2 separate regions of the Homo sapiens genome follow, and region 1 is linked to region 2. The links are chromatin loops, found by intact Hi-C in ENCODE. Cell type or tissue: OCI-LY7. All regions are shown on one strand.

Region 1 (5,000 bases), 91 kb after region 2:
CACCTACTATGGGCTAAGTGCTATGCAAGGTACTGCAGGGATACAATTATGTATCCAGACTCTACCCTCAAGGTATTTACAGTCAGTGCATTTCCTCGATGGCCCTGTTACTGGTCTTAATTAAAATGAGCTAACCTTTGGGAAAGGACATTGCAAACACTGCAGGTGCAAAAGGTAGTAGAAAGCTAATAACAAAGAGAGTGGTCCAAGATTTGAAGTCCTGGTTTTCACAAAGTATAGATAGGACTGACTTTCCCTAAGTGGGCACTGACACTGTGAAGACCGGTCACACCCTCACCCAAAGGCTGTCACTGTGGACTTCACCATCACCTCCAACCTCACTCCCCACCCCTCCAAGAAGTGCAGCTTTCTGCAAAACATTTGAGCCACTTTTTTTTTGGCAAATTTCCCACAGATCAGTCTCAAGAAATGCTTGACAAAACACTTGGTCCCTAAAGAGTCTTATCTTTTACAAGTACATACTGAAATATTTACGGATGAAATGATATGATGTCAGGGATTTGCTTCAGAACAAAATGTGTGGGAGGAAGTGGGTGGGATATCGATGAAACAAGACTGACCATGAGTTAATAATTGTTGAAGCTGGGTAATGGAACACAGGGGCTTATTATACTATTCTAGTTTTTTTTCTTTGCATGTTTAAAATTTTCCATAATAAAAAAAGTTGGCAGGGCGCAGTGGCTCATGCCTGTAATCCCAACACTTTGGTAGGCTGAGGCGGGTGGATCACCTGAGGTCAGGAGTTTGAGACCAGCCTGGCCAACATGGTGAAATGCTGTCTCTACTACAAATACAAAAATAAGCTGGGCATGGTGGCTCATGCCTGTAGTGCCAGCTACTTGAGAGGCCGAGGCATGAGAATCACTTGAACCCGGGAGGCAGAGGTTTCAGTGAGCCGAGATCACGCCACTGCACCCCAGCCTGGGCAACAGAGTAAGACTCCGTCTCAAAAAAAAAAATAAGTAAATAAAAAATAAAATTACAAATTTAAAAGGTTAAGGAGGAAAATTTTGTCACTATATTTTACCTATGTCATTGTCATAAGCTTATCATTTGAATATATTTTACTGTATAAATATTCGCCTAGATTTTAAAAATAAATAAGCACAGGTATATAAATATTTGACAAAGCAGTTATCTTCTACAACCACTTGAATCACAGCAGGGAAGAGAAAGTGCTAGATATCTTGCCTGCGGCTAGCCTTGGAACAATAATGGTCCTGTCCTCAGAGAAGAAACACATGAAACTCTCAAACTTCATTCCAGTAACTGGACTTAAAGGGTTAAACATACCATATGGGGAAAGATAGTTTAACTTGATTAAGAGATAACTGTGGCTCTTTATGATGGAAATGGTGAACTGGCTTGACCCATCTCAGATTTTCGTATATTAACTTCCAGGTAGCATGTTAGCATTAGCTTGGGATCATGAAACTATGGTTTTCAGCCTCAGTGTGAATCTGAGAAAAACAACTGAAATGAATAGAATTTTCTTTGGAACTTCTTTATCTGCATTTTCAGTACTTGTGTAGGGGAAAGAGCTCAAGCATTAGAGCCAAAAATTGAACTTGACTTCCATCTCAGACCTCAGGCAGGTTCCATAACCTCCCCAAACCCGTTTCCTCATCTATAAAATATAAAATAATGTCTACTTTGCATGGATGCTGTGAGGGTTATGGGTAATGTATATAAAATGGCTCTCCCACCACAGACAACTAATGAGAGCTTAGTGTGTTTATAATTGCATGTTCCTCTTTACCCCTCCCCACATCTCCCATACAGTACTTGGCAACAGTAAGAATCTAAAAATGTTTGCTGAATTAAATTAAACCCTAATTAGATGGTAGATAGATGGAGTTAGTGGGAGGAAGTGTTAAGACTACAGCAGGCTCAGCTGGGCGCAATGGCTCATGCCTATAATCCCAGCACTTTGGGAGGCCAAAGTAGGTGGATCACCTGAGGTCAGGAGTTCAAGACCAGCCTGGCCAACGTGGTGAAACCCCGTCTCTACTAAAAATACAAAAACTAGCCAGGCATGGTGTGCACCCATAATCCCAGCTATTTGGGAGGCTGAGGCAGGAGAATGAATCATTTGAACCCAGGAGGTGGAGGCTGCAGTGAGCTGAGATTGTGCCACTGCACTGCAACCTGGGCAACAGAGCGAGAGCGAGACACTGTCTCAAAAAAAAAAAAAAAAAAGCTGTACCAAAATCCGCCCTTGGCACATGACTTGTTCACATGAGAGCTTCATCTCCCACTTCCTGTCCCTCACATCTAATCAATTACCAAGTTCTATCTATTCAAGCTCCCAGCATCACTAGAATCTACTCACTTCCCTTAGATCCTGCTGCTACCACCTTAGTTCAAGATTCATCTCTCTCACCCGGTCTATAGCAAAGGCTGGTCCCCTCAATCTGTTCTCGCCCCCTACAGTCCTTTCTCTTCACTGTAGCTGGAGGGATTTTTTTTTCCTTTTTTTAATTATGAAAAATTTAAAACATTCACAAAAATTGAGAATATAATGAACACCCATGTACTCATCACCCAGCTTCATTCAATTATCAATGAATGGCCAATTTTGTTTCACATATACCCCACCCACTCTCCCCAACGTTCTTGGATTATTGGAAGCAAATTCCAGAAGCCATCGCATTGGAAGGGGAGTCTTTTCATGGATTCAGAATAAAACTCAAAATCCTTCACAGGGCTTGCCAGGTCCTTGATCTCTGCTGACTTCTCCAACTACAGATTCTAGCTTGCTATTCCCCAGACTGAGACCTAGGCAAGCCAGCCTTCCCTCAGTTCCTTCAACATTCATGTTGCTTCTTTCGGTCCCTGCGGCCTTCAGGCTGCTTTCAATGCCCAGAAAGCCTGTTATCATCTTCTTTCACCCTGTTTGCTGGGCTTTAGCTGCTCATGTCTTTGCTATCACTTTGAATATCACCTTCTCAAGAGGCCCCCAGCTCAGGCTAGGTGTCCCCTTGCTCTCTTGGCACCTTCTGCTTCTCCTGAAATTATCAATACATAATTTTGTAGTTAATCATGTAAAGCTGCCGTCCCTGTTAAAAATTAGCTCTATGGCATAGGAACCATGTCTGTTTTGTACCCTGCTGAAGCACCCCGTGCACAGCTCCATACCTTCTGTATAGGAGGCACCTAATAAATATGTGTTGAATGACATCCCCAAGAAAGGTAAATACAAAAGCCACATGCATTTCACATTATAAATTGCTTATATACTTAGACCAGTGTCTTAAACCTGTTATAACCACAAGAAAAATGCCCAGGCCTTTAATTTTAGGTGTATTTTGTTACAGTCAATACGACTTTTTAAAAAGATTCTGAGCTGCATATTATGCTAGACACTGAAGGTTCAAAGATAAATAATACACTGCAAAATGATAAAAAACTACAACAAACTTAGTTTAAAGAGCTCAGTTGACTTTATGTGAGAGTCTGTAATTGGGCAACACTCCATTCCATAAAACAGAGTAAGTGTTCCGATAAGCTGAGCAGATGAGGTTGGCTTTATAGACAAAGAAGGACGGAAGAAAGCACAAGCAAAGAATGAAAATTGCATTGATCCTTTCAAAGCCACTTTTCTTGTAAGGTGGGGACAGGAAGACAGAATAATAGAAAAATAACTGATTAGTTAATATTAGGTTACTTCAGGCTACTTCTGTTGTACAAAGGTTAAAGCAGAGATTTAACCGGGCCTGTATGAGAAACTGGCTGTTATCTCTCCTGATTTCTCGGAAGGTCAGACAACAACCTAGTTTGGATTTGGTGATGTGGAACTTTATCAAAGTTAACTCCATTCTGATTTTTAGTCTGGTCTGTTGGAGCCTAGTGCAGAAACTTAGCCCAAAACAATAGCCCCCCGTAATTTTTATTTAACTACACAGATCCTGCCCTCAAGAGTTGCGTCTAGAGATAAAGACAGCCATTTAATGCTGTGATAATTGGTCATTTCTCATACTATATGTAGAAGGCAGAATATTTCATTAGCCAGGGAATCTGTAAAGTGTCAAACAACTAGAAATAAGCAAAAATTTGCCATAAAACAACAGCTAACATTTACTGGGTCCTTCTTTTTGGCCAAGTACGGTGAAAGCATTTTTCACATATGATTTCATTGAATTCTTACAACATCCTTTGAGACTTACCTTATGCTTCCTATTTTACAGATGGAAAAAGTCTACCAACACGTTGAAAATTTAGGTAACACTTTCTAAGTTACCCAGGAGTTGAAACCAGGGAGTCTGACCCCAAGGGTATACTCTTACCCTCTATGCTGGGGTTAACAAGCAATCTTCGAGTACTGCTGCAAGAAAAAAATAAAACAAAGGACACTTTTTAATTAATCACTGCTTCCCACTTCATGTCCTGGTTTCATAGTTATGTGTGTACACTTTCATAGGAAAATAGCAGATGTTGTGAAACCTGTTACTGATAAGGCTAGGTTCCTATGGGTCCAAGGCACTAACCATTGAATTTGGACTTTGTACCAAATATTTCCTATAGAGAGAAATAAGCTAGAAACTCTCAAGGTGTGAAGCTACTGCCTACCTTGAACCTAGCCTGTCTTCTTGGCCAGACTGAAAGCTCTGCATTCTTTTCTTCTTGTGCAGTACACCTTGTTGGCTTACCTCCTACAGATGGGATCTAGTCAAGAGGAAATTCATTATATTTTAAAACGGATAAATTGTTCAGATGAGTTACATGCTTGGAACTTAAACCATGGCAAAAAAAATTCTGTATTAATTATGCATATTTGGGAGTTTGCTTTTTAACTTTTAATTAAGGGAAATTTCCATCATATGCAAAAATAGACCATGTAATATAATCAACCCCCACGTACTCTTCACCCTGCTTCACACAGACACTTTTTCGTGGATCCATATTGCCTCCTCTGTCTTAACTAAGCCATTGCTGGATGAAAAGAAACCCTAGAGCAGCATTGTTTAATGTGAGCCAGA
Region 2 (5,000 bases):
TCTATCAGTGCTAATAAGCCATATCAGTGAAACTAGCCTCTGTTTATATTTTGCTATATAGAGAATTTTCAACAAAGGCTGGGAAGGTAAATATCTTGGGAAACATAATAGAATTTTAATTTAAGATTTTAATGTAATTTAGTGTTCATTTCTTCAACAAAGCAGAGAGGCGTCTTGCTTCAAAGTGTGAATTCTATCTCCCTGATATTTAAGTATATGAAAAAACAGGCAATTAAGCAGAAGTATTACCTTTCAGTGTCCAATACTGTTGATACTTTCAAATTTAAAAATACTAATGCACTTCATGACAGAAACGCACACTGAATAGTTTTCTAGCACTCCTTTAGATAAAAAAAAATATATTTTAAGACACAGGGATTGTGAAGGGCATGTAATACAGCCACCATACCAACTGTTTCCCTACAAAGTGTTAATTTGCCATTCTGATGAAAATGTAGCTAAATTATTGTCTCATCTCGAAAGCAGGATAATCACCTATCACGAAAACATAGTAACATTAATCTGGAGAATAGAATCCATGGGGCATTTCTGTTGTAATCTGAGAGAAGCTGGTGCAAACCTGGAACTTGTTTACTTACAATAAATGCTATCAGTAAAGATCTTTTCAGAGAAAGAAAAGAAAGGAGGCAGCTGAAGCTTTTAGAAAACATCTCCTAGTAATTCCTAATATCTTGTAAGGCGTTTGCAAATCAAGACCACTCTGGGGTGATAGAATATAAGGAAATTAATGTAACTATACATAAACCTGTATGTATTTTATGCCACAATTTCTTTCCATTTTAAAGGAACACATGCACTGGTTACAATTGGGGGGAATCTTTCTTTGGATGAAGATATTCAGAAGTGGACCGTGGATGATGTGCACAGCTTCATTCGCAGCCTTCCAGGTTGTTCAGACTATGCTCAGGTGACTTAATGTTTAAGTATTTCCATACAAGAAAAACAGTTTGAAATATCTTTCCTGCATAATGAATTAGGTCAAACTTGCATTGTGCCTCCAGAAAGGATTCCTACTAATCTCTCTTTTTTATGCCAGTGTCTACCCTGGGACAGGTCTCTGATTGGTGGAACTTGGGTCATACACCCACACCCCAGCATCAGGGGAGGCTGGGAAAGCCATTGTCTGTCTTTAGCTTCTTTCCTATCAAGACTCCTAAGAAGTAGGAATTCTCCCAAAATTAGAAGAAGGTTCAGAAGCTGAACATCCAAAAAGAATGGGAAATAACGACTACATTCCCTACTTATCCACATAGCAAACATTTTTGGAGCACAGACTTCTGGGTGAGAAGTTTTAGGTTACTCACTGTAAGTAACAGGAATATATACTTCATTCTAAAAGGAACAAGAAGGCAATATCTGAAAAGTTAGAAATTCATTATTTTAAATTCTGTATTTATGCTGGGACAATATATAAAAATGCATACAACATATTCAATCTGGCATAAAATACCATTTTAAAAAACTATAATGAACTATCAGGGCAGTTAGAAACAAAACTAGCCTCACTAGTATTGAAAAATTTGTGACAAAAGTCATAGGTTGGTAAAATTTTGAAGTTTATGTCAATGCTACATTTTCATGCATTTAGTTTACTTTTTTGAGTTATTTAATAATACAATTCTAAGCAATAAAGTGCCTACTAAATCTAGTATCATTTTTGGTTTGCATGTTAAAGGAAAAGAAAGCAAGAAAAGGATATTAAGGTTTAACTACATCATAATTAACTGATACTAGAGCTGATTATTTTCCAGATCTGTTTTGTGAAATGTTTGTCTACAGTGAGATACTGTTAACTCTTTTTCTTTTTATTATTATTATTTTTTAGTTCAGTTTACGGGACTTACGGAAAAACTATATAGAGTAGTTACTAAGAATATAGCTTCTGAAGCCAGAAAGTACAAATTCAAATCCTGGCTTTTCTATTTTCTGGTTGTGTGACCTAGGACAAGTTGCCTCCCTTCTCTGTGCCTCAGTTGTTTTATCTGTAAAATGAAGATAATCATAATAATACATTTTCAGAGGATTTTTGTGAGCATTAGAGTGCATGGCACCTTGTAAATACTCAATAAACATGAATTTCATCATTATACCCAAGAGACGGCCAAGCCTCAAGTTACTTATGAAGCAAGTTGTGTTCCTCAAGTCACCCATTTTTGTCTTTTGCATAACCTGATAAAAAGTTTTTGGCCTACTCTTCCCTGTTCAATGGTTATAACCTTATTTTTAAAAATTAGTCATTAGTCATGGGTAAGCCACTTTTTAAATGTATCTATACCACTTCAAGTGCCATGTCAACCATGGGTTCAATTAAGTTGCTAACTTCTGATAACAACCGGAAGAGCAACCCTTATTTAATAAGCATGTGATTGCTAAGATCTGGCACATTGAATTTGAACTCTGATTATTCTTAGTGATCCATAGTCAGAAAAGTGCAATTTATAATAATAGCTCTTGTAATAAATAATATTACATGCTTTTCATAGTTTAAAATCCCAAATGTCCCCTTGTGGGTACACAGAAGTCACATAAACATGAGTACTCCAAACTCTGCTGACTCATTATCTCTCACTGACAGGATGTCAGCGCCCTCTTCCCTACCCCAAGAAGTGGTAGCAATTATTTCTAGATACGTCTCAAATTTGTTTAGGATCAAGTCCTGCTTTAGTTTCCCCATTAAAGTATACTCCCTCCAAGTGACAGCAGGTGGCATCAACTGAAAGATGTCACTGCTGTGCTGTGCCTGCCCCCAGCTATGCTCTGTGATGTTATTTTATACAGAAATGGGGAGATGCCCTCTGGATGCAACAGCCCTGAAGCAGCACTGCTTGTACCCCACTCTCACAAGGACGCTTGTCTAAAATGTCCCATCAGGTGTTACTCATTGTTACTCATAGCCCCTTTCTTTTCTTTTTTTTTTTTTTTTTTTTTGAGACAGAGTCTTGCTCTGTCGCCCAGGCTGGAGCGCAGTGGCATCATCTCTGCTCACCACAACCTCCGCCTCCTGGGTTCAAGCGATTCTCCTGCCTCAGCCTCCCGAGTAGCTGGGACTATAGGTGCACACCACCACGCCTGGCTAATTTTTTGTATTTTTAGTAAAGACAGGGTTTCATCGTGTTGGCCAGGCTGGTCTCAACCTCCTGACCTCATGTTCCGCCCACCTCGGCCTCCCAAAGTGCTGGGATTACAGGCATGAGCCACCGCGCCCAGCCCCATAGCCCCTTTCTTTAAATGAGTTGGACCAAGGTGCTGAGATTAGCTGGCGTTAAACCTACTGTCCCCCAACTATCCTCTTACTCCCCATCTCTGCCTTAGGTGCCTACTCAGCAACTTCTCACCACTCACCTCCTGTAGGTAGAAAAAGAAATTCAGCAGAAAAAAAATAACAACTAAAACCCAAAGCCCCAAGTGCAAATGAACTCTTTTAAATAGGTGTAGAGAAAGGATTGGTGGCTCAGCTGTTAAGGAACATTCAGGAGAGCCTGCAACATATTTTGTTCCAAGTAAATGTCTAGTTCAGAGGACTCAGCAGATAAAATATCCTCTCTCTAAAAAGAACTGAAATTACTGAAAATATGTGCACATTTATATCATTACACATGGCCCAAACTGCTCTGGTGAGAAAGAAGGGGGTACATCTGAGCGACAGGGACATGTATGTGTCCTCGCCCCAGGCCCTGAGTACATCCACCATGGCTGAGGGTTAGATCCTCACACATTTCAGTCCCCTGGCTGCCAGCCTACCTCTGCTTGAAAATTTATCCACGTGGTTCCTCCTTTGGATGCTCACAAATTGTCAGGTGCACACTACCACACCCAGCTAATTTTTTTTAAAGAGATGGGGGTCTACTATGTTGCCCAGACTTGTCTCAAACTCCTGGGCTCAAGTGATCCTCCAGCCTTAGCCTCCCAAGTAACTGAGATTACAGATGTGAGCCACCGCACCTGGCTCTTTAATTTATATTAGCCATTTTCTATAATTTGCTTAATTAAAATAGGAAAAGAAATAATTACTTAATGCAGTTTGTTGGGGGACGGCTGGCTCAGCGCTGAGAGAGGTGGCCAGGGAATGGTGGGAGCTGCAGTGGTGGTGGCAGTGGCTGGGGTGATAAGCACAGCCTGGGGCTGCCCCTCCTCGGGGGCCATGCTGCATTGCACTGCATGGGTAGCCACGAGCGAGTCTAGGACGCAACGGGAACTGTGGAAGGTGCATCCACAAATGGACCAATGTGTGTAATGATGGAATCTCCTTACTAACCATTACCACTGCCTCTCCTTGATAAGTGAGCCAGAGAGTGAGTGGGTCAGGGGAGAAGAAAAGAGGTCAACATGAAGCTAAAGCAGCGAGTCATGCTGTTAGCAATTCCTGTCATCTTTATCTTCACCAAAGTTTTCCTGATTGACAACTTAGATACATCAACTGCCAAGCAGCGTTTCACTACTTGATCCCCTGAGGGCTTTTCACCGAATGATGACTGGCTTGTGGATGGAGCTGTCACCCAAGTTGGACCACACGTTGCAGTCTTCCTAGGAGACTGCAGCCCAGTGGGTGGTTCCCCAGGAAGTGTACTGTGAAGAGACACCAGAGCTGGGGGCAATCATGCATGCCATGGCCACCAAGCAAATTATTAAAGCTGATGTGGGTTATAAAGGGACACAGCTGAAAGCCTTACTGATCCTTGAAAGGGAACAGAAAGTTGTTTTCGAACCTAAGTAGTATAGCCGAGACTATGTAGTGGAAGGGAACCATATGCCGGTTATGATAGACACAATGCGGAGGTAGCAGCCTTTCACTTGGACAGGATTGTGGGTGTCCCAGAGCCCTGCTGATGGTGGGCAGATCCGTTCATCTTCAGACAGAGATCAAGCCTGTTACCATGGAGCAGCTGTTGAGCCCCTTCCTAACTGTAGGACACAATACTTGTTTTTATGGGAAGTGTTATTACTACCGAGAAACAGAATCAGCTTGTGCCGATGGAGAC

The links. Hi-C counts contacts between places; a loop is a spot of excess contacts. Peaks named below come from ENCODE experiments on the same cell type or tissue, not always from the same donor. Only the 100,000 strongest peaks of a DNase experiment are listed, where the experiment ranks them.
Region 1: a loop joins it to region 2, with 11 times the contacts of the local background. A loop is called at or near these places in 4 of 110 quality-filtered maps.

Annotation. Positions count from the first base shown.
Region 1 is chr3:170,018,884-170,023,883 of GRCh38, forward strand. No RefSeq gene overlaps it. Among named protein-coding and RNA genes, the nearest start is that of GPR160, 17 kb to the right of the region's middle. In OCI-LY7, CTCF peaks have their summits at 2,461 and 2,662; a DNase peak (open chromatin) is centred at 2,418.
Region 2 is chr3:169,927,651-169,932,650 of GRCh38, forward strand. It overlaps SAMD7 (sterile alpha motif domain containing 7), which reads left to right. Exons shown (of 9, transcript NM_001304366.2): 7 at 807-928. It also overlaps the pseudogene FAM20BP1. Among named protein-coding and RNA genes, the nearest start is that of SAMD7, 19 kb to the left of the region's middle. In OCI-LY7, a CTCF peak has its summit at 2,719 (motif pointing right); DNase peaks (open chromatin) are centred at 2,741, 3,761, 4,221 and 4,671; H3K4me3 peaks cover 974 bases; H3K27ac peaks cover 2,578 bases.